Regions from separate parts of the Homo sapiens genome. Here region 1 is linked to region 2. A link is an interaction called in ENCODE POLR2A ChIA-PET data of the cell type or tissue named here. Cell type or tissue: GM12878. All regions are shown on one strand. Each heading gives the region's core, and the rest is flanking DNA. Links, peaks and the distances in the headings are about the cores only.

The links. Peaks named below come from ENCODE experiments on the same cell type or tissue, not always from the same donor. Only the 100,000 strongest peaks of a DNase experiment are listed, where the experiment ranks them.
Region 1: POLR2A ChIA-PET joins it to region 2 with 10 read pairs; 2 of 35 experiments call an interaction of 5 or more read pairs at or near these places.

The regions. Positions count from the first base shown.
Region 1 is chr9:10,954,091-10,970,851 of GRCh38, reverse strand. LINC03131 (long intergenic non-protein coding RNA 3131) reads left to right here and starts at 12,300. Exons shown (of 2, transcript XR_007061416.1): 1 at 12,300-12,442. In GM12878, for the core only: no CTCF peak of the experiment used is centred there; no DNase peak of the experiment used is centred there.
Region 2 is chr9:10,853,665-10,870,425 of GRCh38, reverse strand. No RefSeq gene overlaps it. Among named protein-coding and RNA genes, the nearest start is that of LINC03131, 97 kb to the left of the region's middle. In GM12878, for the core only: no CTCF peak of the experiment used is centred there; no DNase peak of the experiment used is centred there.

The DNA.
Region 1 (16,761 bases), core at 5,734-13,733, 99 kb before region 2:
CACTGGGATGGAGAAGGATGATTTTCTCTCTTAGATCAAATGACATATAACAAATGAAACATTCAATGCATGTAACAGAACCTACTCCCAACATGCACATACATTGTATAAAGCTGTCTGAGGCCGGGCGCGGCTGGCCTGTAATCCCAGCAATTTGGGAGGCCGAGACGGGCGGATCACGAGGTCAGGAGATGGAGATCATCCTGGCTAACACGGTGAAACTTCGTCTCTACTAAAAACACACACAAAATTAGCTGGGCGTAGTGGCGGGCGCCTGTAGTCTCAGCTACTCGGGAGGCTGAGGCAGGAGAATGGCGTGAACCCGGGAGGCGGAGCTTGCAGTGAGCCGAGATCCCGCCACTGCACTCCAGCCTAGGCGACAGAGCGAGACTCCGTCTCAAAAAAAAAAAAAAAAAAAAAAAAAAAAGCTGTCTGATTGAATATTTAAGAAGCTTACAGAAATGAAAAGAAAAAAATTTTGCCTACATCTAATTTTTTTTAATACTATAAAGTGTGGAACTTGACATTTCAGTAATAATTGTGAAAACATAGGGAGAGAGTTTGAACATAGCTGCAAAATGGAGAGAATCCATTGATATCACTTACTGAGGATTTTGTTGATTTATTTATTCATTTGACAAATAATTATTGACTCCCTATTTTGTCCAGCTATAAAGCTAGGCTATTGGTCTTGGGGTAATGAACTAAATAATTTAGTGTTTAAGTGCTAAAATAAAGATGCCTAATACTTTTCATGAAAATTTTATAAAGCAGCACTACCTAGCCATGAAAAAATAGGCTAAGTTATAGAAAGAAAAAGATGTCACTTGAGCAGACTTGATCAAAAGTTACCTTGGTGGAGGGACTATTTGACAAGCTAATGACAGGAGTGAAAATGAAAAGAGAAAGGCATTCCAGGAGACAGGAGAGTTTAACAAAGACATGGAGGGGTGTGTGAATGTGCTGCATTTGGGAAACAGTGGGAGAGGTAAAGATAGCTGAAAATAAGAGTATATAGTAGATATCCTAGGAAATTAGGCTGAAAGGCTATCCAGAAGCTATATTATAAAGTTCACATGTAGCATGCTGAGTTTAAAAGGTAGCAAAAGGAGAAATAGTTTTCTGGAAGAAAGATCTAAGAATTGGTCATAAAAGATGTATCTAGGTAATTAAGCACAGAATAAACCCACCATAATGTTTACAGAGTGTCTATATCATCAACACTTGTCAAATAAACTAGTATTAGCCAATTACAAATCCATCTATGAAATAAAACTCTCTATACAACTCACTGTTAATTTATGACATATTTGCTTTTCATAATACTTGTAAATAACACTGAGGCAGAACCTGTTCCTACAAAATCATGTCTTTCAATATTCATATCAGAGGACTTTCAATATTATACAATCTGCTCATTGGTTTATCTTAATAAAAGATTAATTTCAAGGAAATTTTAAACAATACCCCCATTCAATTTCAAAGTTTATGGACTACCTGAGAGCCATATGCTCATAAATGTCTTCTCTGCCATCAAGACTTATACAGAATCTATTTTTCTCACTCTCCATTCTCTGCTTCCACATCTTCCTTCTAACCCACTCCACTTCAGGAAGTCCCCAGAAACCCTCCCTGTGCATCATCCCACTTTGTTTGTTTGGTTGTATATTTTGTTTTATTGTTTTTTTTCCCTCACTACCTATCTCTCTCAGGTAGTGAGAAAGCCCTTCAAGACAAGGTGAACTGAGACTAAGGAATAAAAGTCACGTGAGAATAAGTGTAACTATTTCCATCATATTATAGGTGAAAATGGCCCCTGTGGTTAACATTGTAATATAATTATCATTTATAAATTGCTTCAATAGATATCTTTATTCAAAATTATAATAAAATCAGTTAAAACCAACATTTGAAAACTTAAAGTTGTTTTTTTTTTAAGTTTGAATTTGGCAATATTTTATTCACTTGACTACGTTTTCTCCCTAAAACCTTTGTCAGCCTGCAAACTCTTCACATAGGTTGTCTAAGGTAAGAATTCCATAAATTATTAGTTAAGTGAGAATTTTCAGACGTCAAGAATAAATTGGGGAATAGAATGCTAAACTATTATTCTAGTCATACCTGGAAAAACAGCCATTCGAACCCATGAGATGGAAAAGTTTGTGTATATGCAGGGCCTTCTACTTGGTTGCTTACCGATGTTTTCAGTAACAACATTGAATGTTGTTTTTAGTTCTGGGTCTAAGAAGTGGCAGTTATTGAATCATTCAACATTTCAAATTGCTTACACATGGTTAAGTGGAAAAGGCATCCACACATGGACACTTGTGTAGTTGTTTATCTTGAATATTTCAAACATGCAAACTGAGAAATTTCAATAGCAATCTCACACCATTTCTTAAAAAGAGCTTAGTTGTTCAAAACCGCCCTTCTTAAGGAGAATAGACATCCCCATTATAGAATGCACACACTATTTCACGTTTATTTCGTGAAAGTCAAATATTACAATTGCAGGCATAGTAAAGAGATATAGTCGGTTTGGTTTTAGACCACCGTAAGAAAGCAAATATCACAATAAAGTCAATCACACACACTTCTTCATTTTCAAGTGCATATAGAAGTTGTGTTTAAATTCTACTATAGTTTATTTAGTGTGCAATAGAATTATGTGTAAAAAAGGTGCATACCTTAATTTAAAATGGTTTATTGATTAAAAAAAATGGTAACAATCATTTGAGCCTTCACAACTTTTAGTGTTTTTGTTGGGGTACAGTCATGTCTCTCTGTGTTGCTATTAGTTCCCATATAACGGGGGTGCCTCACCCCCCTGCGTTATGGATCATAATAGCCAGGGTGGGGGAGAGAGGGGTGCTATAACCCCAAAAAGGAGGGGGTACCTCAGCCCCCTGCGATGTAGATCGTAATAGCCAGGGGGGACAGGGGGTGGCCATCACTCCCTATATCGTGGGGGGTGCCTCACCCCCCTGCAATGTGGATCCTAAGAGCCAGGCGGGGAGAGGGGCTGGCTCTTACTCCCCATATCGCGGGGGGGGCCTCACCCCCTTCGATCTGTGTCCTTTATTAGCATTCTCTTTTTTCCTGCTATTAGGAACAATTTCATAGGGTGTGTGTACCACAACCTGCGGTATGAAAACTAATATCATCCTCTGCACCTCCGCATATTAGCAACCGTATCACACAATGGGTGTTCACTTTTTGCGGGATTTGGGGTCATGTCCTCCTGGGTTTCCCTGAATAGTCGGGGAAATATCACAGGGCGGGTGTCCACCCACTGCTCTATTGGGAGGAACATCCTACTTTAGCTACTGGAAATCAGGAGCAATATCACAGATGGGGTGTAAAGCCACTGTCATATTTGAAGTAATATCATTCTCTCCCCCACTAGTTGTGATGCCCAATATCACAGGCGGGTGCATATCTTCTGCAGTATTGGGAGTAATATCATCATCTCTTCCTGTAGATGATAGGAACAATGTCAGAGAGGGGGTGTACACCCCGTCTATTTTTGGAAGCAATGTTATTCACTCTTCTAGATTTTACGATTCATATCATAGGAGGGGTGTACACCCCTTGTTATATTCGGAGTCATATGATCCTCTTTCAACCTGTATATTAAGACCAATATCCCACGGGGCTGTACATCTCTTCGATATTGGTAGTAATATCATCTTCTCCTTTCCTGGATATAAGAAACAATATCACAGGTGGGGTGTACACCCCTTGCAATATTGGGAGTAATATCACCACTCCCCATGTGGTTATTAAGGACAAAATCACAGGATGGTGTACAGTTCCTACGTTATTGGGAGAAATATCACCCAGTCACCCCCTGGATATCAGAAGCCATATCACAGAAGAGTTGTACACCCCCTTCGATATTGTCAGCAATATCATCGTCTTCCCACCTGGATATTAGGAACAATACCCCAGGGGGGTTGGGGGTGTACACCCACTGCGAGATCCAGAGTAATATCAGCATCTTTCCCGCTGGATATTAGGAACTATATCACAGGTGTGTGTGCACCTTCTGCGATATGGGGAGTAATACCAGCCTCTCCCATCATGGATATTAAGAGCAATATTACCAAGGAGGTGTACACCCCGGCGATATTGAGAGTAATATCATGCTCTCCCCTTCGGGATATTAGGAACAATGTCGCAGGAGGTGTGTACAACCCCTATCATCCTCTCCCCCTGAATATAAGAAACAACATCACAGGAGGATGTACACCGCCTGCGATATTGGGAGTAATATCATTTTCTACCCCTCGGGATATTCGGAACAATATCACAGTGGGTGTGTACAGCCCCTGCGATATTGCCACTAGTATCATCCTCTCCCTCCCAGGATATAAGGAACAATGTCACAAGGGGGTGCACACCCCCTATGATATTGGGGGTAATATCTTCCTCTCCCCCGCTGGCTATTAGGAACAATGTCACAGAAGGGGTGTCCACCCCCTGCTATATTGGGAGTGAGATCATCCTCTCCGTCCCTGGATATTAGGAACAATATCCCTAGGGAGTGTACACCTCCTGCAATAGTGAGACTAAGATCATCCTCTTGCCCCCTGGATATTAGGATCAATATCACAGGGGTGGTGTACACCCCCTGCGAAATTGGAAGAAATATCATCCTCTCCACCTTTGGATGTTAGGGACAGTATCAAGGGGGAAGTCTACGCCCCCTGCGATATTGGGATTCATATCATCCGCTCCCACCCAGGATATTAGGAAGAAGATGACCGAACGGATGTAAACTCATGGCGATAATTTCGATAATGTCACCCTCTATGCCCTGGCTATGAGGAGTAACATCATAGAGGGGTGCACACTTTCTGCGATATTGGGAGTAACATCCTCTCCCCCACGGAGATCGGGAACAGTTATATTAATTATTAATTATTAATAATTAATAGCAATATCACTATTAATAATAAAATAATCATGTCAGTAATTAACGTTAATTAAATCAGTCATAAGTGATGTTGGTTATTAAACAATAATTAAGATTAAGATTAATAACTAATATTGAAAAATGACGTTAAAGCAATAATTAATTTTAATCATGCATAATCATATTTAAAATAATAATTAATGATTAATAACGTTATACTATTAATTAATATTACCATTGATAATTATTATTAAGAGTGATGTTTAATAATTAATAATATTATTACTCCTAATATCGCAGGTGGTGTAAACCTACCTGTGATATTGTTCCCAATATCCAGGGATGGAGAGCATGTTACTAGTTTTAATATCGCAGTAGGTGTCCACTCACCCTGTGACACTGATCCTAATATCCAGGGGGTAGAGTATGACATGACTCCCAACATAGCAATGAATGTACAGCCACCCGGTGATATTGCTCCTAATATTCACGGAAGAAGCGTATGATATTACTCCCAATATCGCAGGGAGTGTACACCTCTTCTGTGATATTGTTCCTAGTATCCCGAGGGGGAGAGGATGATAATAATTCCAGTATCGCAGGCTGTGTTCACCCACCGTGTGATATTCTTATTAATATCCTGAAAGGGAGAGGATGATATTACTCCCCATAATAGATATATATTTCTCCCCATAATAGAGCAGGAGGTGTACACCCACCCTGTGATATTGTTCCTAATATTCAGAGGCCGAGAGGTTGATATTACTCCCAATATCGCCGGAAGTGTACACCCCCATGTGATACTGTTCCTGATATTCAGAAGGGGAGAAGATGATATCACTCCCTATATTGCAGGAGGTGAACACCCACTCTGTGATAGCTTTCCTAATATGCAGTGGGAGAGAGGGTAATATTTTTTCCAATATTGCAGAAATTGTACCCCCCTCCACCCCCGTCAAATTGTTCTTAATATTCCAAGCCGGAGAAGACGATTTTACTCCCAATATAGCAGAAACTGTACACCCCCTAGTGATATTGTTCCCATGATCCAGTAGGGAAGGGGATGATATTACTTTCAATATCGCATGGGGTCTACACGCTCCCAGTGATACTGTTCCTAATTTCAACGTGGGAGAGGATGATATTACTCCCATCATCGCAGGGTTTATAAATGCTCCTTTGATATTGTTCCTAATATCAAGGGCGTGGGGTGAGAGGATCATATTCCTCCCTATATTGCAGAGGGTGTACACCCGTCTTTGATATTGTTCGAAATTTCTACAGGGGGAGATGATATTACTCACAAAATCGTAATCACGCTGTGTGTCCACCGTGGATCCTAATATCCAGGTAGGGATATTACTCCCCATATCGCGGGGGTGTCCACCCACCCGTCATATTGTTTCTTATATCCAGGGAGGAGAGCATGATATTGCTACCAATATCGAAGAAGTGTACACGCCTCTTGTGATATGGTTCCTAAAATCCACGTTGGGAGAGGATGATATTACTCTCAATATCACAGAGGTTGTACACTCTGCCTGTGATATTTTTCCTACTATCCAGAATAAGAGAGAACGATATTACTCACAATAGTGCAGGGGGTGTAGCCCCCCTGCATGTGATATTGTTCTCAATAGCTAAAGGAAGGGAAGATAATATTATTCTTTGCCCTGCAGGGGATGTACACCCACCTGTGATATTGTTCCTAATATCCAGGGTGGGAGAGCATGATATTGCTCTCAGTATCTCCGTGGGTGTACACCCACTTTGTGATATTGCTCTTAATATCCAGGGGATAGAGTATGACCTGACTCCCAATATAACAGTGGGTGTACATCTGCCCGGGGATATTGCTCCTAGTATTCAGAGGAGGCGAAAATGATATTACTCCCAATATCGCAGAGAGTGTACAACCCTTCTGTGATATTGTTCCTAATATCCGGGGGAGGAGAGGATGACATTACTTTCAATATTGCCGGCTGTGTACACCCACCCTGTAATATTGTCCCTAAAATCCAGGAAGGGAGAGGACGGTATTACTTTCCATATAGTACAGGTGTACCCCCACGCTGGGATTTTGTCCTAATATTAAGCGGGGTAGAGCAAAATATTACTCCCAAGATGGCAGGGGGTGTACATCCCCCCTGAGATATTGTTCTTGCCATTCAAAACTGGAGAGGATGACATTACTCCAGATATCGAAGAAAGTGTAAACCCCCGTGTGACATTGTTTCTAATATCCAGAAAGGGAGAAGAGGATATTAATTCCCATATCGCAGGAGGTGTACACTCACTCTGCTATTTTCCCAAATATGCAGGGGGGAAAGAGGATAATAGTATTCCCAATATCGCAGGGGTTGTACACTCCCGTGTGAGATGGTCCTTAATAATACTCGAAGGCAGAGGGGATGATATTACTACATATATCGCAGAAAGTGTACACCCTCCAGGGATATTGTTCCCATGATCCTGGAGGGAAGAGGATGATATTGCTTTAAATATCACAGAAGGTGTACACGCCCTCAGTGATATTGTTTCTAATTTCAACGTGGGAGAGGAGGATATGACACCCAATATCGCAGGGAGTAGAAACACTCCTGTGATACTGTTCTTAATATTCAGAGAGGAAGAGGATGTTATTACTCCCAATACAGATGGGTGTACACCCGTCTGTGAAATAGTTCACAATTTCCAGAGGGGGAGATGATATTACTCACAATATAGTAAACAGACTGTGAATCCACCATGGATCATAATAGCCGGGGGGGAGAGGGGGTGCTATTACTCCCCCTATTGCAGGGGGTGCCTCAGGCCCCTGCAATGTGGATCGTAATAGCCGGCAGGGAGAGGAGTGTGCTATTAGTCCTCATATCGGAGGGGGTGCCTCACACCCCTGCGATGTGGATCATAATAGCCAGGAGGGGAGAGAGGGGTGACTCATCTCGGCCCTGGTTGCTGACGATTGGGTTGACTGTGGAGGTAGCTTAAATAAGAAAGCAATGAAGATTGCCACATTGATATACTCTTTCTTTCAGAAATAATTATCGGTATGATGTGATACTCTTTGATAACATTATACCCACAGTAGAACATCTTTCAAAATTGGCATAAATCGTCTCAAACCTTGCTACTGTTTTACCTACTAAGTTTATGCAATGCTCTAAATCCTTTGCCGTCATTTCAACAATGTTCACAGCATCTTCATCAGGAGTAGGTTTTGTCTCCAGAAACTATTGTTTTTGATCATTCATAAAAAGCAACTTCTCTTCCATTCAAGTCTTTATCATAAGATTGATGTAAGTCAGTCACATCTTCTAATTCTAGTTCTTTTGCTATTCCAATTCTAATTCTAGTTCTCTTGCTATTCCAAAACATCTGCAGTGGCTTTCTCCATTGAAGTCTGGAACCCCTGACAGTCATCTATGAGAGGTGAAATCAACTTGCTCCAAACTCCTACTAATGTTAATATTTAGACCTCCTCCCATGAATTGCCAATGTTCTTAAATGACATCTAGAACGAATAATCCTTTCCAGAAAGTTTTCAATGAACTTTGCCCAGATCCATCAGATAAATCACTATCTATGACTGCTATAGCCCTACAAAATTTATTTCTTAAATCACAAGACCTGAAAGCCAAAAATCATCACAAGTCCACTCCTTGTCAATTTGAACCCATACACATCTCCTGAAATCATACATAATCTTCAAATAAAGACAATAATAAGGTCATAATTACACCTAACATAATACAGCTATCCTTCGTACAAGCAGAAGCACACCAATCCTCAAACCAAATGCTATTACATAAAGTTAACAACACTTAAATGCCAGCATAAAGTCAATAAACCTTATGTCACGTGATAGAGGAAAAAGAAAGAAAATAAAATAATTTTTTTTTTTTTTTTAGTACAAGTGTATACATGCACAAACATGTTCTTAAAAAAATTAAGGAGGAAATATTCAGGACAATTACCGTTCTCGTTTCTACAACCAGTCACATGGTAGTAGTTAGCACTCATGACTAGCTTCTTCTACTACCCATTCTGTATTCCCTTTGCCTTCAGCAAGCACCTCAGCAGGTCATGGTTTTTTACCTGATGGAGTAACCCAAATCTTCATTCCTGAAGGGTCTGGACCATCTGTAGTCCTGCCTGAATTGGGTTGCTGTGGTTTCCCATTGACCTTAATCACAGGGCATGATAATACCAAGAGATGCCATAAGGGATCTCCTGTATTCCATGCATACTCTTCCTTACCTCCATTGTGGAGTAGTAAACCGATTTCATCTTGATTGTCTGGGTCAATCCCCCCAGCCAACACTGTAACTTCCTTGTTACCCTGTTGACTTAAAGGTAGGAGGAGCCCGAAGTGGCCAGGTTGCTATCTACTTTGTTTAATGGAATCATTGTTGTGTCTCCTGGTGGCAGCATTCCTCCTTCTGGAACTAAGACCTCTAGGCCAGCAGAATGTAATGTCATGGGAACAGGAAGCAAAAATTTTGCTAGTGGGTCACTAGAGGTGATGGTGAGTAGTTCCGTTTCCACTTCTACCCCTTGATTCCTGGACTCATGAATCCTGGCTTTGAGAGAAACAGTACCATATATTGGATCCTCATTTAGAGCATACACAGCCTTCTGCTGAACTTTGCCCTAGCCCTGCAAAGTATTTTCAACTAGTTTGCCTTATAATTGTGACTTTGAAAGGCCATTTCATCATTCTATCAATCCAGCTACTTCAGGACGATGGGGAACATGGTAAAACCAGTGAATTTCATGATAATGATCCCACTGCCGCACTTTTTTTTTTTTTTTTTTTGAGATGGAATCTCGCTCTGTCGCCCAGGCTGGACTGCAGTGGCACTATCTCTGCTCTCTATAAGCTCTGCCTCCCGGTTTCACACCATTCTCCCACCTCAGCCTCCCAAGTAGCTGGGACTACAGGTGCCCGCCACCCCACCCAGCTAATTTTTTGTATTTTTAGTAGAGACGGGGTTTCACTGTGTTAGCCAGGATGGTCTCCATCTACTGACCTTGTGATCCGCCCGCCTTGGCCTCCCAAAGTGCTGGGATTCCAGGCGTGAGCCACCGCGCCTGGCCCTGCCGCACTTTTTCAGCCATAAAGTGAGTGCCTTGGTCAGAGGCAATGCTATGTGGAATACCATGATGGTAGATAAGGCATTCCGTGAGTCCAGGGATGGTAGTCTTGGCAGAAACATTGTGTGCAGGATAGGCAACCCATATCCAGACTGTCTATTCCAGTTAGGACAAACTGCTGTCCTATCCATAATGGAAGAATTCCAATATAATCAACCTGACACCATGTTGCTGGCTGATCACCCTGAGGAATGGTGCTATATTAAGGGCTCAATGTTGGTCTCTGCTGCTGGCAAATTGGGCACCATAGCCAGGGCAGCCTTGGTGAGTGAAAGTCCATGTTGCTGAGCCCATCCCTGCCACCATGGCAACTTTGTTCATGTGCCCATTGGGCAATGACAGGGGTGCCTGGGGAATGAGGCTGAGTAGTGTTCACAGAACAAGCCATCCTACCCACTTGATTATTAAAATCCTCCTCTGCGGAGGACACCTTTTGGTGGGCACTCACATGGGATACAAATATCTTCACAGTTTTCGACCACTCAGAGAGTTCCATCCACATACCTCTTCCTCAAATTTCTTTGTCACCAATTTTCCAGTCATGCTTCTTCCAAGTCCTTGACCATCCAGCCAAACCATTGACAACAGCCCATGAATCAGTATATAATCACAACATCTGCCCATTTCTCCTTCTAAGCAAAGTGCACTATCAGATGCACTGATCAAAACTCTGCTGACTGGAAAGATTTCCCTTTGCCACTGTCCTTCAGGGATGTCCTAGAAAGGGACTATAGAGTGGCAGCTGTCCACTTTTGGGTGGTGCCTGCATATTGTGCAACGCTGTCTATAAACCAGGGCCTAGTCTTCTCTTCCTCTGTCAACTTATCATAGAAAGCTCCCCATAAGGCCATCAGTGCAGTCTGGGGGAGAGAAGGCAGGACAGCAGGAGTGGGGACCATGGGCATTTGAACCACTTCTTCATGTAACTTACTTGTGCTCTCAGGAACTGCTCAATCCTGATCAGGTATATACCACTTCCATTTGATGATGGAATGCTGCTGTGTATGCCCCACTTCATGGCTAGATGGGTCAGAAAACACCCAGTTCATGATAGGCAGTTCAGGGTCACATGGTTACTTGATGACTCATAGTCAAACATTCAGTTTCTACCAAAGCCCATTAATCTGTTCTCATCCTGCTAATAAAGACATATCCAAGACTGGGTAATTTATAAAGGAAAAAGGTTTAATTGACTCACAGTTCCATATAGCTGGGAAGGCCTCACAATAATGAAAGAAGGAAAATGAGGAGCAAAGTCTTGTCTTACATGGCAGCAGGCAAGAGAGTGTGTGTAAGGGAACTCCCATTTATAAAACCCTCAGGTCTCATGAGACATATTCACTACCATGAGAACAGTATGGGAGAAACCACCTCTATGATTCAATTATCTCCACCTGTCCCCGCCCTTGACACATGGGGATTATTACAATTCAAGGTGAGATATGAGTGGGGACACAGCCAAACCATATCACTGTATTTGTGTGTTTCCACTCATAATAACTTCAAATCCATCTCACATTCCTTGAGGACTCCTACCATTCACCACATATGCCCATTACCTAATCATGAACCTAACTGGTCTTCTACATATAGGCTGCACTCTGAAATCTTTGATATGCTGATTTTTCTCCCTAGAATTATTTGTGAAAGCTTTTGGAAAAAAGAAAGCATTATCACGCTTCATTACATATTATTCATATATACTAAATAATTTATTCTTTCATTCTTTAAATAATCTTCAAGTTTTATGCTATCTTGTTGTTTCAAATTTGACTCTAATGTTGCTAATTTATTACTGATATGCAAATATTTGGTAAGACAATGTACAATTAATTTTACTGTCTTAACCATAATGAAAGTTAAGTTTCAATCTCTGTTTATTTATCAAATACGCATTTCAACAACTTCTCTGTGTCTTAATGGAGGATTAGTCAGGAAACAAAGATCTTAATACTTTTGTTTTTGGTCACAGATTGATTTCTTCTGAAAAAATATATTCCTGAAATTAAAACTGAGAAATCCTGATTGAAAGAGAGTGGGCTTTCTTGTCTACTCAATATAATGGGAATATTAGCCTTTCAATAATGTCTGTGGTAAATCAGAGATTTTAAATGAAGCCTTTCTGTATGACTACCAATCATTTAAATCAGATCATGGTAAGTAACTTAAGAGTTTGGGGGATGTTTTCAATATTATTGATGATTTAATTTTCTATAATATTCAGCAAGGATAACATAAAATTGAAGAATGCATAGAAGTATTCAATCCCTAATTTCTTCTGTATGTTTATCGACTTTCAAAATGGAGGCCTACTCATTCCTGGAGGATGCTGATATAAATGATGGTGAAGCTGCTGATGGCAAGGAGGTAAAAGATACCTCAGAAGAAATGAGGTCTAACCTTGTAGTTCCTAGCATTTTGATTTTAGGTCATTTTGTATTGTTTTGTATATGTTTTGCCAAAGCCAGAACAAGATACTTTATATAGTCTCAGTGAAAGCAGCAACAACTCATATTTAATAAGCATTTAATATGAACAGGAGGTGGTGTTGAGTGCTCTACAGACATTATCTCATGTATTGTCTCATAAGTAAAGAGTGCTTTTATTCTCATGTTTTTGACAAGAAAGTTGGCTGGCAGAGAGGTTAAGTAACCCACTCAAGTCAATAAGCTGATTACTGACCTGAGCCAAGATTTGGACCTAAACATTGTGCAATACATTATCTCATTTAATCTTGACAATCACCTCTGATCTTTGTACTCTGAAATGTAAACTGAAGTTTCAAAATGCTAAATAACCATAAATTTTTTTTCCATTAAAAAGGGTTTGAGCTTTACTTTAAGAAACAGAAAGAACTTGCAGTTGCCATATACTATGTTGTGAAGTCTATTAAAAAAAAGAAAAAAATAGATAAATTTACTCACCCTAGCTTTAGAAAAATGCGTTCATTGTAACTCACTTCATCAGACTTTCTGGGTCTTAATCTTGTGAGATGTGGAGACAATTCAAATCAATATAATTTATCAAAGTTAGAGTGTGTTTGAGGTCAGGAAGAGAGAAACCCCACAGCTATATAATATAATAATATAAGATTATATAATAATATAATAATACAATAAAAGAATAATCAAGTAATTTTTTTATTTTAAAAATGGACATTTAGGAAGCTGCAGATAGAGTTGTGCTTTCTCTGGGAAATCATTTTTATATATTTTAAGATGGAAAATGTTGATAATCTCAAGGTTCATGCACAATTTGAATACTGAATTCCTACCTCGACAAGAAATTTTTCATAAATTTCTGTAGTCAAAGAAGCAGACTACATTTTGCAGACTTTTAAATGTTCTGAAAGAGAACACAGCTTGTCATAGTCATTCATCTTAGTAAATATATTTTATTATATGCTCAGTGAAAGATGAGTCCCATTCTTCTCACTCCTATTCTTTACATTTTTAATCAGACTCCATAGCTCAAGGGGAAACTATTTATTTTTCTTTTTCTTCTTTAGGGTGATCAAAGACATTAAAAAATTATAAAATATAGAGACTTATTCCAGTGTGTTTGCTTTCAAGTTTCAATTGATGCAGTATTCATTTTTAGTATGCTATGGTGTCTTAATTGCTGGTATTTATCATGGGTTAATTTACTTATGTATAATTGTTTTTTCCTCACTTTTATCCTGTCCAAAGATAGTGCGCCAAAAAAATCCATCAAGAATCAGGAAATTTATTGAATCCGAATGGGGATACGCTTTGGCAATTGCTGTTAAAAAAAAAAAAAAAAAGCAGAATTCATGGATGTCAATGATGTTACCATTTACATAAAGATAATTTTTGTTGTGCTGTGTTTTAGTATCAAAGTAGAGAAAAGTATACCATATCAGTATCTCTCCAACTATTAGTTCAAAACTGGTACACTGAAAGATGTTACAGTTTAACTTTTAACTAGATTTAAAAATAAATTAGAAAAATTTGAACTTAAGACCCTTTCCTTTCCAAATAACATAGTTTTAACGACTATTTAACTTTTAATTAAAGGTTCAAGCAATTTATTCCCAATAAGTATTGTGACTATTAATCATAACTTGTAATAGCTTTTAAATTAACAGGTCTTTCATTTAACAAATCTTTGTGCAGCAGGGTAAAAAATAATTACATTTTATTTCTCTTAAATGTAATGTGTTGGTAATTAAAAATTCTAATTTTCTATGTGAAATAAATACTTTGATTTAAATTTAAAGGGAAATTAGCAAAGACTGCATTTTGTAATTTAAACTGAAGTCAAAGGATATACCTATTCATTTGTTAATTTTCCCTTAAACCTTCTTATCATTCTTTCTTTTTTGAAGATAATAGAATTTCCCTAGCAAAAATACCCTTCAGGGTATGTTCAAGACTTGTAAAACTCTGAAGTAAAGTAAATTAAGGTTGAAAAGTGCAAATAACGCTCCCCCCAAAAGTATAGATGTGGACGGGGCAGAGTATGTTTCCATACAATGACCTGGAAGCACCCTCTACACACTTCAGAAGATAATGTATTGATCAAAGTGCCTAAACATATTTTGAAATAGGAAAACTACATGGGTTACAGGCTGTTATCATATCCTATCACTAGAAAAGGTATTAAAGTTTCTAAGCATAGCTGATCATTGAGTTGCTAATCAGAAGTTCAGTATATCAGACCAACGCGATATGAACAAAATTTTCCTAAAATGTCAACTTATTAAGCTCACTAAAAGAACAAAGACAATTTCTTTCCTCAAAGACTAAAAGCAATATTATAAATAAAGGCATAAAATTAACCTTGTCGGTCTTAACTATTTCTTATAATTATAATTCAAGTCATATATAAAGTTTTAAGTGTATCTGATATGAAAAATGCCAAAATTAAAACACATGCATTCTGAAATTTAATAAACAGATGATATGACTAATTGCTTTAGATGGCAATGAAATAGTATGCAGAATTTTTGATTAAAACATTTAAAGTGATCAAATTAATTCTCTAGGTTCTTTAAAAATTTTTAGTCAAATTAGAATACATTTTTAAAGTAGCAAAAAAAGTTCTACATATCATTCTTGAAAAGTTATTCAAAATTTTTGTTTCATTTTTAAATCGGTACAAATGGCAAATTTGTTTCATTTCTGTAGATTCAGAATCAGTCATAAATATGAGTCATAATGCTTTTTCTTAACTTTTGGGAGAAACCATTTAAGTAAAAAAATAGACTCAGAGTAAAAATATAATTCTTGTCAACATTTGGCTTATGGACTCACCCTCTGTCTTCTCAACATTTCTGCCTTTATTGGCAATAAAAGAAGAAAGTTTAAATATAAAAGCATGAAATACTATAGATCGGCCTATTTTTGAGGATTCTAATATAACTGCTTCAACTGTTTAAAACATGCATTTCTCTTAATGTTTCTTGCAACAAGGCCACCCTACTGTATCAACTTATTCAGATAATTCATTAAATCCAGTGGGTAATAAAATTAGTTAGATCAGGCTTTTACCATAAAAAAAGAAAGAACTTGTTGCCTAAGTTTACCTTTAATATCTTACGTTTTTTTTAGCATAATGGCAATAGAATATAAGATTAAATTTGAAAACACTTGGATATAAAAGAGAAAAACATATGTTTTAAAATATATAATTATTATTCTAGATATAATTGAGGAATTATGATATAAGTGACTTAGAGATAAATATCAGAAAAATAAGTTAAAAACTTTAGGTAGGTTATAGGTACAACAGATTCCTAGCCTGGTATATGATGTTCCATTAGAGTATAAATTAAAGATTTAGGACAATAAAATATGATTTCCTTCTACTTTCTTTGTTTTCTGTTTAGCCTTGTAAAATCTACACAAATTTACCTTCTGAAGTTACTTGCATCTGAATATTTTATATTAATAGATATATCACTAATCAGTTTTAACAGATGACTGTTTGCATGTGGAAGAAGGAATGGGAAATACATCCATGATGAGAGATTAAAGATATCTAAAAATTCTTTGCTTCTTCTCTTATTTGGGTAGCAAATGGGAGTCCAATTCCCCTCTTCTGGAATCTGGGATGCATTTAGTGACTTGTTAGATTATTAGAATGTAGTGCAGACTACGTAATAGGAACTTCTGCAGCTTCAACCCGGGCTCATGGAACAATCTCGCTTTGAGCCAATATGGACCAAAAAAAAAAAAGGCAAGCAAACTCTGAGACCTTAGTATATAGGCCAGAGGACTGTTTCAGATCTACTACCAAGCCCATGAAGCTTTCCTCTTTTATAATATCAGAGCTTTTTTCACCTTGGCCTTTCATTTGATTCTTATAGTTTGTATTTCTCTGTTAAAATTTCCCATCTATGTATGCATGTTACTTATGTTTTTCATTAGATCCTTTAAAATATTAATACAGATATTTTAATATCATTATTGGAGAGTGGGTTATGGGTAATCTCTGAGTCAGATCTTTTTGATTGTGTTGTTTCTGGACAATGTGTTGGGGATTTTTTCCCCTTATGTTGTTACATACATTAAAATAGTATATGTTATCATTTTAAAAATTAAATACTGGATGTTATGTGTAAAACTGTAAATGCTGAGGCAAATAGTATTTACATCTTGAAATGAACATGCCTATTCTCTCAGGACATTAAAGTATGAGTTGGGATAGTCAAGGCAAGGAAT
Region 2 (16,761 bases), core at 4,523-12,522:
AGCTATTGTCTGATTTTCAAAAACTCCCATGATACAAAATAAGTTTAGAAGCCATTGTTTATAGGGAGCAATGTTTTAGATCAGTAGTTTGAATGCCTTTCTGCACATTATAACACCTTGAAAGATTTGTAAAAATATTAATTATAGGCTCCACCAATTTATCTAATTGGTATTAGGTGTGGCTCAGGCATTGCCCTGGCTTAAGCTCTTTAAGCCATCCTAATCCTAATGCAGAATTAGGGTGGAGAACTACTTTTTAAAATTGGATCATATGTATCCTTTCAATATTGTAACAATAGCACACTCATCCTTTTATTTTTATAAGAGAGGATAACTTAATTTTAGTTTTCAGATAGCTTTTTTTTTTTTTTTTACACAACAGCTTTTCTGTCTTAAAATATATTTAACTATAGTTCTTTAGTGTGCTTTTTATTTGTCTACAGCTATTGAGGAGTTCTTGGGGCTTAACTGTATCATTGTTTTCCATATAAATAAGTTTAGGAAAGAGACATTAGCATTGTGATTTTAAGGAATAAAACCTTCAGGGACAAAATATAAGCTACTTAAAGTAATTAGCATAATAATACATTACATGATCAGGCTGACAAAAGAATAACATTTTGCTCATTAATTCAGATTCTCAGAAGAGATTGGCATATGTCCTGTTCTCTGAAGTATTAAGCATTTTCAGTAGAGAAAGCCATACTTGAAATCATCCTTAAAATTGATATGCTATCTGAAGATCACTCATTAATATGATGCCACTAGGACCAGTTAAAGGTCCTTTCACATAGAATACAAGACAAAAAAAAGTAAGTTTTTGTGTGTGTGTGTTTGTGTGTGTGAGAGAGAGAGAGAGAGATTTTCATACTTTAATTAAAATAACAGCACTTATTATTTTATAACAATACAAAAATAACAGTTACTACTTCAGGATTCTTTTATACAGTGTCTTTGGAAATAAAGTCTCTCAATTTCATCTAAGGGATATCTGTTTTTCTTTGATACCATTTTAAGAAAACCAATGAAAGAGCTACTTTTCAGAATTGGAGATGAAGCTGATACTCCATTAAAATAGTGATGGATGGTTAGAAAAAGCTAATAAAAATAATAATAGTAACATATTAAAATTTTATATTAAACCCTCTCTGCAGCCCTACTATTTATAGTGTATGTATTTTAACATTTAAATTTAAGACTATAAGTGCAGGTTTGATATATAGGTAAACTTGTGTCATGGGGGTTTGTTGTACAGATGATTTTTTCACCCAGCTATTAAGCCTAGCACCCATTAGTTATTTTTCTTGATCTTCTCCCTCCTCACAACCTCTGCTTTCTGTTAGGCCCCACTATTTGTTGTTCCGCTCTATATGTCCATGTGTTCTCATCATTTGGCTCCAACTTATGAGAACATGTGGTGTTTGGTTTGCTGTTTCTGCGTTAGTTTTCTAAGGATAATGGCCTCCAACTCCATCCATATCCCTGCAAAGGACATAATCTCGTTCTTTTTTATGGCTTCATAGTATTCCATGGTGTACATGTACCACATTTTCTTTATCTAGTCTACCATTGATGGGCATTTAGGTTGATTCCATGTCTTTGCTATCGTGAACAGTGCTGCACTGAACATACATGTGCATATATCTTTATAATAGAATAATTTTTATTCCTTTGGGTATTTACCCAGTAATGGGATTTCTCGGCCAATTGGTATTTCTGTTTTTTGGTCTTTGCGGAATCACCACACTGTCTCCCACAATGGTTGAACTAATTTACACTCCCGTCAACGTGTAAGTGTTCCTTTTTCTCCACTACCTCGTGAGCATCTGTTATTTTCTGACTTTTTAATAATAGCCATTCTGACTGGTGTGAGATGATATGCCATTGTGGTTGTGATTTACATTTCTCTAATCATCAGTGATGTTAAGCTTTTTTTCATTTGCTTATTGGCCACATGTTTGTTTTCTTTTGAAAAGTGTCTTTTTAAGTTTTTTGCTGACTTTTTAATGGGGCTTAAACAGCCTTATTTTTAATGTGAGGAAACTGGGGCTTAAGGGATTTATTTATTCAAGTTCACACAGCTAATAGAAGTGGGATAAACATCTAGTGCCTCCTGACTCCAGAGACAAAATATTCTTAACCCCTATTTTTTCTATGTTTGTGCCCCTTGTTTATACTTCTTCTCTGGACAGCCCACTTGAATTTGTGAGCTGATTATCATGATGAGCAGAACGGGGACACTATTTCTCAAAGCTACTAACATGGGCCTCAGCCTTAAGGACTAAATACAAGAGTATGTTGGGGTATAAAAGGCAATGACTCTGGAAGCCCCAAATCAGCTCTGAAAAGTTCTAAAGAAATACACTACCTTTGCTTATGCAAATGTCTCTTACCATATTTTAACATATAATGTTTTTGTTTGTTTTTCCATTCTAGAGAGCTACTTTTCTAATATTATACCAAATAGAGGGTGAGTAATGTGGTTCTAAGTTTTATTATAGCTTTTAAGTTCTATGATTGTAACTAAACTTAGGAGACACATAGGATACCTATGCTTCTTTCTTATATTGCCCATTTTATTTGCGTGGAGAGAGGCAGGTGAAACCACCCACTGAAGCCAGTGTTAACTGTGATACTGCTAATAGAGCAGACTCCATCTGATAAAATAATACACTAACTCTGTGTGTGTGTGTGTGTGTTACATATGTTCTTAGACCCACTACTTTCCAACAGAGTCATGTCCTAAATAATGATTATTCCAAGATGTAGATTGATCCTGAATATAAGTAGCAATAATTCATCCCTACCATTTTTTCTCTAGCCTCAGTTTAATATTCCAGACCTATCTGTATTTTCACTATGCCAATTATAATTTCCAAACTCTGACTTCTCTTACATACTCTGCAGGGAATCATTAAGTTTTTAGAAAAAGCCTGTTGACTGGTATTTACTCTAAGTGAATAAAAGTATTAATATTTTGCACAGATATAAGAAAGCATGAAAATCAGTCAGTGATGTGAACTAATGTGCTGACTTCACAATATTCTTTGACATCTATTCTAAGAACTGGGCCTTATATCAATGTCCATAGAAAAAAAGAATAGATCAGATGAAACGATACAAATCTGGGTGAGTTGGAGAAACAACTAAAAAATGAGTTGTATTCAAAAAACATATTTGGTTTTAAATATTTATACCAAACTTCAAAACGCTCTTTTCTCTCTGTCTTTTGGAGGAGGTAGGTTCCCTACATTTCTCCCTGTCTTCACCCCACCCGAGTCTCCCTGTGCTTAACTAAGACTTGTACGTGCACTTCTCATGAATTATGATGAGTACAGTTAGATTTCTTAAGCTACCTTATAGAGGACCCATAAAAGTATTTCCCAATAATAACCAGAAAATGACATGGTTTTCTTCCAGATGTGCAACAACCATGATCGCACATCTTTGAGTACAGAAGCATTTACTTTCTGATCATAATTCCATTCTTACAGGCCAGTCTCACCAATTGTTTTCCAAGTGGTGAGAATGACATTACTGGAAACATTTTTGTGTCTCATATTTGTTTCCCATATTTAAACGGGGCAACAAAACCGTGCATTTCTTTGTCCTATCTGGAAGATAATTTTTATACTCATTTATATATGTATTTATTTATCTAATAAGTGCTATTTGATATTAGATTGTCCATCTCTTTTTCATATTCCTTATATGTCTGACTTTAAAGCCTGTTTTAGGTCAAATGTTTGTCTATTTTTAGTATATTCATTTTCTTGAACATACTAACATTTATAGTCTTATCTCTCATCATTTCATTCTCTAAAATAATTTCATTTGACTATCATGTTTCAAATATGCACAATTCTCATTATCTTGGTGCAATTTTAAATGTCTTTCAAGGCATTTTTCCTCTTCCATCATTGGTTTTTAATGATCTTGACTCTAGACACAATTTAGAATCTAGTAAAATTATATATACTTATGCTTTAACCATATGTGTGTATGTGTGTGTGTATATACATATGAAACTATGTGTATATATGTATATGTGTGTAGTATATATATGTATATGTGTGTAGCAATAAATGCTTATGTAAAGGTGACTCTTTCATATCTCATTTGATAATAATTGACATATGGCACATAGTTGAACTTTATACACCAGTAGTGACTATGAATAATAAAATATGTATTCCTTTATAGAATATAGATGTCATTTTTTGTGAATATAAATAACACAGCATGTAGTTGAACTTTATACACCAGTAGTGTCTATGAATAATAAAGAATGTATTCCTTTATAAAATGTAGATATTTTTGTGAATATAAACAATATTTTAATCAGCTTCTTTTCAGTATGCCATGATAATTATAATAATTAACTTTAAAAAATAATTTTAGTCTTACCAGATTTTCATAATTTGGCAATGGGAGTAAGCAAGTGTAATCCAAGAATAGTTAACATCTATAAGGTCAAATATTTGTAGCATCAAGTTAAATAGCAATATTGATCCCCATGTAGATAATTCTTGCTGTTGCTATTCACCAATTTAATGCTGACACATTGTTCCATCTTTCACTAATTCATGGGCCCAGTGACATTTTGATTCATGCTCCTAGTCTTCAAATTTAAACACACTGTGATAAAAACTGTCTGAATTGAAACATAAATTAGTGGAGAATTAATTAGTTTGGCAAAGGTATTAAACCACACTCTAGTACCATGTCATTTTCAAAACTCGTATCCAACAGGTAGTTTTAAACTGAAATTTACTCCTAATAAAAGATTTTGGTATGACCATCAGTAATTCAATTACCAGGAACTCAAATGTGCAATTTAATATTCCAACAATAAATGAATTGAATCTTAATAGAAGACCTAAAATCTTATTATAAAACACTGTGTACATTTCTTTCCAGGCATATACTTCTCAGTAACTTGACTTTGCCTACCACATCCTTTTCCTTTCTTTCCTCAGGCTTCTATCTCTCTTTGTACATATAAACAGCCTGATAGCTTTTATTCTGGAGATACCCATTTTGGAAGATTTTGTAAAAGTTTAGCTACTCTCGCCAATGTGATTTTTACCCCTAACAGCAAACAGCTTGATGCTGTGTCTCGGAATACTTTTCTCATTCTATAAAATGTCAAATCATTAGGTGAAATATTTAGAAATATGGTACACAAAAATGTTTCCAGGAGTGTCATTCTCACAACCTGTAAAATAATTGACTGAACTATAAGAACGGAATTATGATCAGAAACTAAACCCTAGTATACTCAAAACCTATGCAGTTCTCAATTTTAGTTGATGACCACCTGATTTTAAATACACATTCACTAAAGGATAAACAGGATTCAATCGGTGTTTTTATATTTTGAGTATCAAATTTGAATGTCAACTTTCCACCTGTTAGATGCTCAGATTACATATTATTGTACTTTAATAAAAGTTAGGCCATTGTATCTTCCTCCTTCAACTTTTCTAGATACCAATGATAAAGAAACCCTTGAGTGCAAGTATCACTGGTGATTGCCAATGTGACAATAATTATTTTCAAAGTTACTGTTTTGCCTCTGTTAGAGCTACCTCTGCTTGAGCTACCTCAGATCAGTGAAGATATGTTCTTTGTTTCTTTTGTTTTAAATACAATTTCTACTTTAGGTTATGGCATTTCTAGCCTCATTTCAAAATAATAAAAACTTACACATAAAGAGTTAAAGATTGCAACTTAACCACAATCCTAAAGGAGTTGGGGCCATTACTAATAATTGAAGTATGTCACCATTCTCTACCTTCCTAAACTACAAATTCATTTTTTATTTAAAACACATATTTGTAACATAAAAACAAAGGAATACTACAATTGGCACTAAGATTCCCACACTCAAACAATCCACTACAGTTTATTTAATCTACAATGAGATTCAATTATTGCACCATAACTAGCCTATTTTTGGTGTCAAGGAGAAGAAGTGGGTTGCATAATTCAGGAAGGAGAAGAAAGATACACCCATGTTCTCCCCATCCATATCTGATGCAGAAGAGGCCTAAGAAAACTTTCAGTACTTTTCTCTCTTCCTTTCCTACATTCTTTATCTATTTATCTTAGTTTCTACTACTATTTTCACTGCTTTTCTTTACTAATACTGTTTGCAAATCATTTGTCTCATCATAATCAAAACTTCCATAACTCAACTAATTATTGACTTATTGAAATTCCCATATACCATTGATTATTAAATTTACTCATATCATATGAGGACAGTATCTAATTTCTCATGCCAGCCAACTGAATTTTCATTTCAAAAAACTATATTTTTTGTATAAGGGTTAAAATAGAAACTCAGATATTATAGAAAGATATATATATTTGGGCAGAGATCTCAAAAGATGGGACAGGCCTTGTCTGAAATTCAAACATCAGAATAAGCCTCCATATGTGCTCTTTCTGCTTTTCATATTTTCCCCCTTACTCTATCTCAGAATTTACAAATTCTTTTAATAGTTGTGTGTTTTCATAACAGGCGCAATGGCTACAGCAGTGTGGTGTTCCCTAGAGAAGGGTTAGGTGTAGGTGCTCTCACATTTCGATTATTTGTAACTTGTGAGTTTCTGATCAGAGACACAATGATTTAAATCTCTTTGGACTAAGAAAAACTCTTAGTTTTTGGTCTTAGTCCAAATGCTCTTTTTGGTCCTTGCTTTTGACATTCCTCTTTAGTCTGAAAACTAAATTAGAGTCCATGAGTTATTCCAATTTTCCCTAGCAACCTTCTGTTTTTACCTCGATTTGCTATGTTGATCTATTCTCATTTTTTTCTTTGTTTTTCTCTGAAAAAAATAGAATCTTCTTACAATCCATCTTTTAATCCTTCATCCTTTACTTTTTACCCCAGTCAGCATGCTATATTTGCCCTTTATCTGGGTAGATTAAACCTTGAGCTGAACACGTCAGATATTTCTTTTCTAGACAGAAATGTGTGGCTTTACTCTGAGTATTTTCTCTTTAAAAGTTCCTCTCTAGCTAAGAGCAACTTCTCTTTCAACCTCAGGCCTTGTTTCTGACCATCTCTCTTGCATTAATCATAGGCCATGGTGTATTACTAGCTGCCTATTTTTTGGCATCTGCATACAGTGTGGCTTCCAGTTATTTATTCCATCTCTGACTTTCTTCTTGGATTTACTAGTGATGCTTATGATGACATGATATTAAGTTTATTATTCAGATATACTCCTTTAGTTAGTTTAATGTTGGAAAATGTTGGTCTGCATACTTACTTGCTTTGTCAAAAGTGGCTTTAAAACAGTATTTCAACCAACAGAACCTGAAATTTCTGACTCCCAACCACTTGTCTCTCTATGTATCTGTCTGTCTTTATTGTTTTTCAACTGAATTGAGGTATGTTTTTGTGTTTCTTAAATAAATACCTTGGGTCATCTGTCAGGTGGAAGTTTAATGTTTTAAGAAACTTGCAGATTTCTTGGTTTTCCAACGTGGTACTATTTGACATGCATATCAGCAGTTTATAAGAGTTCAAATTGTTCCATATGGTTATCAATACCAACTATTGTTAGCTTTTTAATTTTAACCATTCTTAACCATTCTCATGGGAGTGTAGTAGTATATTGCTGTGGTTTTACTTTGGATTTTCCTAATGAGACACATGCATTTCATGCACTTATAACTTACAACTTCTTTTGAAAAATATCTGCTGAGATCTACCTATTTTTTTGAAGCATTTATCTTCTTATGATTAAGTTGTAAGAGTTCTTTATACATTCTAGAGGGATATAAGCACTTTGTCAGCTCTATGTGTTATTCATAATATCTCCCAGGTTATGACTTGTCTCTTCCTAACAGGGTCTTTGAAGATCATTTAAAAATTTTTCATAATATTCAATTTATTATTTTTTTCTTTAGTGGCTTATGGTTTTATACCCTATTTATATCATCTTTGCTGACACCAAAGTCACATGGATTTTCTTTGTTTTCTTCTAAAAGTACTATACTTTCATTTTTACTTTTAGACTCATAATTCACTTTGTGTTCTCTTTCATGTATGATGTGAGGGAAGGAAAGATGCTTTTTTTTTGCTTTTCCTTGTGGATTTCTAATTTTCACAGCACCATTTGTGAAAGGTCTTTCTGTTCCCAGTTGATTGCCTTGACACCTTTGTTTTAAAAAAAATTACTCAACCAAATAGGTGCGGGTTTATTTCCGAACTCTATTTTTCCCATTAATCTATGAAGATGATTCTTGTGCAAGGACTATATTACTGGATAAAAACAGATGGAAAATGAGTTTTCACATAATATAAGTGTTACAGTTTTCTTTTTGTTCTTGTTATTGCTTTGGTTATTCTATGTTGTTAACTTTCCACATAGATATTAGAATCAGCTTGTCAATATCTAATATATATATATACACTAGTAGTATTTTGATTGAGAATAGGGTACATTTGAAGGTTAATTTGAGAAAAATTGCCAACTTAACAGTATTGAGTCTTCCTACGCATCAGCAGAGACTATTTCTTCATTATTGTGTCTGTTGTATTTACATTTTCTCAACTATCTTTTATAGTTTTCAGTTAAAAGTCCTTTAACATTTGTTACATTCATTCCTAAGTAGATTTTTAATAATATTTTAAGTGGAATTTTTTATTTTAATTTACTTCCAATCTTTTATTGTGAATGTACGTGTGTATACATATACATGCACACAGTTAATACTTGCACGTAACCTTGTTCCTATAGCCCTATTATATTCAATTGTTATTCCTATGATTTTCATATGTTAAGCCTTGCATTTCTGGGATGAACCATATCTAACATTGAATTAATATGCTAATATGTTTTACAAATATTTATGTTTATGTGCATGAGGACTATTTGTACCTAACTTTATTTATAGTTTTAATGTCTGCAGGTTTTGGTATAATATTTATGATGGCCTCCTAAAACAAGTTGGGGAAACTAATTTCTTGTCTATATTCTGAAAGATTTTGCATATTTTTTTTATATTTATTTATCTGAAATGTCTTTAGCATGCCTTTATTTCTGAATCATATTTTGCTAGATATGGAAATCTGATTTGATAGTTTATTTACTTTTTTCTTTCAGTTCTTTAAAGATACTGGACTTCTATCTTATTGCCTTCATACATTTTTCTGAGAAGTCCCTGTCACTCAATTTTTTTCTAAAACAATTGTAATATGTTGTTTTTCTCTAGCTGCTTTCAAGATTTACTCTTTATCTTTGTCTTTAGTGCATTGATTATGATGTGTGCATAGTTTTGTTCATGCTAAACCCATGTGGGGTTCACCGAATATCTTAAAACTGTTCATTTGTGTTTCTCCAAATTAGTTATTTTCATTATCTCTTCAAATATTTTTTTCTATCATTTGTTCCTTCTCTCTTTTGGAACTCTACACATATTTTAGATCTATTTCCACACAATAGGGATCCTGACTCCCTGATTATTTTTTTCCTATTATTTTTTCTCTGTTCTTAAAATTCAATAAATTCTATTTGTTATCTCCAAGGCCACTGACTCTTTTCTCTGCTATTGAGCCCATTCCAGAAATTTTTTATTTCAGGTAATGTATCTTCATAGTTCTAAAGTTTCCATCTGATTGATTTAAAATCTTTTATATTTCTCTTTTGAGATTTCACATCTTTCCATTCATCATAATGCTACTTCTTTTAATTCATTGAACATAGTAACACCACCTGTTAATGTCCTTGAACTATGATATCTGAGTCATCTCAGCATTGATCTCTGATGCTTTTCTTTCGTAAATGGGTCAAATTTCCACATTTCCCTATATTTCTTATACTCACATAATTTTAAATATTATTTTGGACACTGTGAATGTTATTTTGTGGAGGCTGTGGATTTTATTATATTCCTTCAGAAAAGTCTTAAATTTTTTGTTTGTTTCAACAGGTAGTGATGTAGTTAGACTCAAAATGCAAAACCTTTCCCATCTACAGTGGGGGGAAGACCCTTTCTCCGTTAAATTTTTGCACCTTGTCTAAGGTGTTTATTGTTCAAGCATTAGCCAGCTACTTGGTCAGAGTTAACACACAGGAACTGGGGTTCCTTTGCTGCGACACTCTTTGTTCAGGATTGCTCCCTCACTTCCTGGTGACTATGGCCCTTCAGCCGTTCTTTTATAGTTTTACAAGACAGAAAGATTGCAGGTTTTCTTATGGAGCTTCAGCTGCCCTGGGCTGGGTAGTGATCATGGCCTATCCTCAAACTAAACCTGCAAAATAAGAACCATCCTCCTCTGATCCCATTTTCCATATTTTGACTCCCCTTCAAATCCTGCCTGCACATTTCACCCTACAAAACCTTCAAGTAATTATTTTTGTATTTTGTGCACATTTTGTAGTGGTTAATTGCTGGAGGGTTGGTGTTAGCAGCATGGTCCTTATATTGGAAGCTAAATACTAATTTTTACTTTTGTATTTATTTGAATAATATATCCCTGCTCTTATATAAGCTATATCAAAGAAAATATGTCTATTTTTGTTTGCAATGCTATTGCCAAATTCTAAAAAAGGCAATCATATGTAAGAGGAACATTCTAAATATTTATACGATCAGAAATTAATTTAAAAAAAACCTTTTGCTTGTGCAGTATAGTAGAAAAGCAATAGAGGTAGATTCAAAACAGGAAGACTTTAGTGCTAGAGTTGTTAAAGAACTTAGAGAATGTAAAAATATTAATTTATTTTTTTGTTTTCTCATGCTTAAAAAGGCATCTTTGATTATACCTTTTATTAGTTCTTCCTTATTCTTAGGTTTGTGTATACATTTTATGGAGAATCCTCAAGCTAAGGTGGCACTTTCTCTAACATTTTGATTTTGCTTCTATGATAGCAGTTATCACATTATATTAAAATATTTTATTTATCTTTTTTTCTCTTATTTTTTAGCACAATGAGGGCAGGGACAGTGTCTCATTTTCACCTTTATTATGTGAGCACCAGGTACAGAGATTGCCTCAAGCACATTTCACAAAGGATACATGATTGAATGACCAAGCAAATTTTTGGTGATTTTTCTTTTGAGTACGACATCAGGTAGTGCTGATAAAACTACTCAAGATGATAAATATGGCATTTTTGGCAGTTATATTTCCTGTGACCGTATAGATTAGACACAAATATTACTCCAGAGACTTGCAGCTTTGCATAGTTACTATATCATGACTGTCAACCTCCCAAAAGACATACTGACCTTCCTTAATCAGTGCATCATTTGGAATATGTGGTAATAGAGCTTCTTGACAACTTTTAAGCGTAAAAACTGTAGTCTGCATGTAAAAGATTCCCTTGTGCAAGCAGGCCTTGATTTCCATCTTCTTCCTGCTTGTATTTAAGTGTTCTTTGCTGACTCTGCACATCTTCTTTAACATGTAAGAATGCAATCATTAGCAGTTTCTGGATTACTGTCCTGAGGATTTATCATGATCTTCATAGCCTGCTGAGTTAAAAACTTTCCCAGAGGACCAGAAGCACATTATGACACCAGCTTCCATTTTTAGCATATGTCCCAGGTTAAATTTAATATAATGATGGCTGCTTTAAAACAAACATTTCTTCCATTTAAGAATATGCTTCTTTTAATCAAAACATATTTTTTCCAATGAGAGTAAAAAATAAAATGGCAACCACGCAAAAAAGACAAAAGAAAATTGGCATGACTATCAAATAGACAATTATCTCTTCATATATTTGATTAGATCATCAGGTTAACTTTACTTGGTGAAGGTGTTGGTATTATAGGGAAGCAATTTTCTGTAATTCAGGTTTTTTTTCTGCAAAAGTTCAAAATCTGAGCATGTATGGTCTCACAAGTGGGAGCTAAGCCATGCATACACACAGTTGTACAGAGTGGTATAATGGACATTGGAGACTCAGAAGGGATGAACAAGGGAGGGGAGTGAGGGGTAAAAAAGAAAAAATCACCTATTGGGTGCAATGAACACTATCTGGGTGATAGGTACACTACAAGTCCAGACTTCACCATTATACAATTTACCCATGTAACCAAAAGCCATTTGTACCCCTAAAACTATTGAAATAAAAAAATCTTTAAAACCTTCTGAGCATGTAAACAGATTACTTATTTTTCTTCTCCTCCCCACTCAATTATTTATTTTTCGAGACTCAAAATGTCATATCTAGCCTCATACTATTAACATACATCAGCCATTTTGAACACTGGTTCTACAGTATATAAATACACATCAGCCATTTTAACATTTGTATATACTCTTCATTAATAGATGTCATAATGTATGGTTACAAATAAGAAAATAGTCATATTATATGAGAACTGAGTTCTAGGGAAATTATCTCTGGAATTTTTTGTTGTTTGTTGTCTCCTGTCAGATTATTGTTATCTTATTACACTTATGGACTTATGTGCCAAAATGTCTCAAATATAAGTGGAAATGATCATGTCAGTCTTGATTTAAATTATTGAAACTATTAGGATTTTGAGAGCAAAGGAGGCACAATGAATATTGAAAGTTAAACAGACAAAACAAGTACAGTAGCCTACCTGGTCTTCTTGCTTTTTTTTAATTTTATTATTATTATACTTTAAGTTTTAGGGTACATGTGCACAACGTGCAGGTTTGTTACATATGTATACATGTGCCATGTTGGTGTGCTGCACCCATTAACTCATCATTTATCATTAGGTATATCTCCTAATGCTATCCCATTCCCTTCCCCCGACCCCACAACAGTCCCCGGTGTGTGATGTTCCCCTTCCTGTATCCATCTGTTCCCATTGTTCAATTCCCACCTATGAGTGAGAACATGTGGTGTTTGGTTTTTTGTCCTTGCGATAGTTTGCTGAGAATGATGGTTTCCAGCTTCATCCATGTCCCTACAAAGGACACAAACTCATCCTTTTTTATGGCTGCATAGTATTCCATGGTGTTTATGTGCCACATTTTCTTAATCCAGTCTATGCATCATTTCCTGTCAGCTATTCTCCATCTATCAGGGTTTTTAAAAATGTGAATCAAGTCATACTACTTCCTTGCTCAATCCTCCAGCAGATTCTCATGGGCAATCACATTTAGAATACAATCTAAAGCATCTTTCAAACCCTAGCAGCCCCACATGACATGGACTCTCACTATTTCTCCAAGCTGGTGACCTAATCTCCACTGCAGCTCATTGTCTGCTTCAGCCACTTGTTACCCTGCTGTTCATGAAGCCAAACATCCTTCTTTCTCAGGGATGTATTTGCTACCCCCATTGCCTAGGACACTTTTCACCCAGGTATTCATTTGGCTCTCCTATATTTCCTTCATGCCCTAGAAAGCTGTCTTTTGCAACTCATCCAAAGTATCTCCCAACCGTCATATCTCAGTCTCTTTATCCTGTTTTGTTTTTCTGTTTAACATTTATCACACTTTTCATATACTTACTTATTGCCTCTCTTTTAATAGAATATATCCTTAATAAGGGCAAAGGCTTCACTGCTTTACTGTACCCTGTATCTTTCTCATTTTTAGCTGCTTTGTTTACTAAAGCCCATTTCCCAGTAGATTTCTAAAAAGAGGATCTTAAGAGATAATTATTTGAAGCTTTGCATATATGAAAATGTCGTCAATCTATCATCCACCTACACATAATAATGAAGGCACTGTTTTATAAAATCTAGTGTGCTGCTAAGAAACGATACCATTTTTTCCCTCTTTTTTGTCACTGTAACTTTTTTCCTTCTTCATTTCTGGACACTAAGCTCTTCTTTGTTCCTGTTTTCCTGAAACTGCTGGGAAATGTACCTTAGTGTGGGCCTCTTCCCTTTCATTATACAAGAAATTTGATGGATTCTTTCATAATGGAGACTGGAATTCTTGGGTTTTGGAGACCTTTCTTCTACTACTGTTTTGCTAACTTTCTCTTCCCTCTTTTTCTGTTTTTGGAAATCCTGTTAAAAAGATGTTGGAGATTTTTGATTTATACTCCAAATTGCTAATTGTAGCAGTATTTCTCAATTCTTAGTTTTGACTTTTTTTACTGTTGAAGAGATGTCCTTAAATGTTTCTGCTGACCATTCTGGTGAGGGAAGGAATAGTATATAAGTAATTATCTTTGTAATTTCCAAGAGCTTGTTTGTCCTCCGATTTTTTATAGCATACATGTTTTATGCTTATATTCAGCATTGCTCTCATCCTGAAAATAAATTAGTTTTCTTTAGTCTTTGTTTCCTAGGCATTCTTTTCTTCTATTTGTTTATTTTATCTCCTTTTTCACTGGCGGAGGTTTTCCCTAGGTTGCTGTGGACCCCTAGCTGCCCTTTCCTATTTAAGTGTGAGTTGATTCATTGACAGAACTGGCCACCTGGTGGTGATTTAATGTCAATGTTGCATTTTCAGTGGAACACTTATAACTATGATATCAAAAATCTTTTTCCTAGGCTTATTTATAGTGACAAGATAGTTTGCTTAATTTTGGTGGAGGTGCACATTTACAGTTGGAGTAGGTTATGTGTACTTGTCTCCTGACTTTCTGGGAACCAGGGAAGGAAAGACAGCTGAGTCCAGCATATTTATAATGCAGTGTTTACTCTAATCCTTACTTCTCCTATTTTCTACAATATTTGGTATCTCCAAGTCTATGCTGTTTTCTAGCAGGGCATAAGCATATGAGGATGTGAGCCATAGAGTTCCAAGTGCTTTTTAAACAGATTTTCAACCAATCTCCTTTTAAGCTCACTGCATTTACCTTGTTTCTCAGAGTGTCTCCAAATGATGAAATGTTCTGGGATTCTGTAGGATGGATTTCACTTATCATCAATATGTCACTCTTCACAAGCCTAGGTGGTGACTTTATTAACAGGACTTAATCAGTTGTCACTCATATTTGGGTTGGTTTCCCAAAAGCAAATGAGGATTTTTTTGAAAGTGGTTTATTAGGAAGGATTCCCAGGAAAAAACAATAGGCAGTTGAGGCAGTGGGATGGGAAGGGAAAGAGTTGAAGCAAGGATCTTGTGCCAACCCAAATCCCCAGATAATTATTTAGGTTAAATCTACATGGATGTTCTGGAGATCCAGTGTTGGTCCAATTATGAGACTAGGAAACTGGTGTATTCATACTGTCTTATCTGTCAGTCATTGTGAAAGGGCCACCTGCTGCTGTTTGGCATATACTGATACACAGAGTAGGTCCTAGCATCTAAGAAACAGTTCTCTGACAGTGATGCTCTTGGCTACAGAGCATGAAGGAGCAAACACAGCCTGTGTGCATGACTTGGTAAGGGGATCAGAGGGAACATGAGCAGACTACTAATAGCAACTAGGATAATACTTCTCTATCTACATTCTTACTTCTAAATATTTGTTAAACTTATTCTTTTCTTCTTTTCTTTTAGCGACATTGAGTCTTTACATTTTGTTTTGCCTTGCTTTTATCTCTGATGTCAATCCGACACAATTAACTAGGATTTGCTAGGAGAAGCCCTGAAATTATTTTATTAGTATTCTCTACTTTTCAGGAAATAAAATATGATGCAAGGGAAAATAATATGGATCATTTTAAGAATAAAGAGTTAAAATTATTGATTGCTATATATATAATATAGATCATCTAAGTTAAAATATACAGCTATTGTAATTTTTGTCTTAGATCAGTCAAGTTGGTCAAAAGTAATGTGAGGAGAAAGCCAAGATGTAAAAGACAAAAGAAAGCAAAATAATTTAAATTAACAGAATTGGAAATAAATTAATGCTTTTCAAAGATTTGTGAAGTTGGACATGAAATAATTTTAATAAAAAGTCAGTTACAATTTGATAACAATAGTATAACCTATATATGTAATTGAAATCAGTAATGTCATCACTTACTAACTAAAATAATTGATATAGAAAGACTTGAAGATTTCTTTATATATTTACAAATACTCTTAATGTTTCTTTTCATCTAGTTTTTTGAAAATTTGTAGAGGAAAGTTAAAAAAACTGACTTTTTTCAGTAAGAGCTCAACTTTATTCCCATTGAATGTAATGAATTACATAATTTCCTTTTCTAAGGGAGTGGCAACTTCTATGAACGTCTTCAAATTTTTGCCCCTAAGTAATTAATGATTACAGCTGGAAGTTTAAATGTCTAAACAAGATAAACAAGTGGAAGTGGGCCTGTTTTTGCTCTTGTCAGTTGCTAGACATTCACAGATAAAATATATCTACACATATCTACACATAAAATATATCTACAAATATCTACACATATAGGTATAAATATATTTATATATTTGGGTCCAATTTGAGGTTCCACATATTTGGGGAAGTTCAGTAACAAAATTGATAATGTAACAAGCCTTTAAATATCATATATTTTCCTTATCTACCTAATCAAAATTTGCTTATCTGATGGGTCTACCTCATACTACATGTCTCCATAAATCTTTGACTATCAGTGTTGTCTTGACAATTGCCTAAAGTATTTAGAAACGTGCTGTGCATATCATTCAAAACCTGTAAATACTTATGGTATGGCAATTAAAGAAACAGTAATGTTTAAAATACAAAAAGTTAAAATGAATGCTTGGGATTAGAAAGATATCAAGTAGTTCTGTAATTTTTATTTATATCTAAAAACATGAGATAGGAAATATTAACTCAACAAAAACCAGCACAGTAAATAAGTATTCACTATCTTTCGACGTTTTCCCAAAGCAAAACAGTAGAAGAAAATGAAACTATATTTGTTTGATCTGAA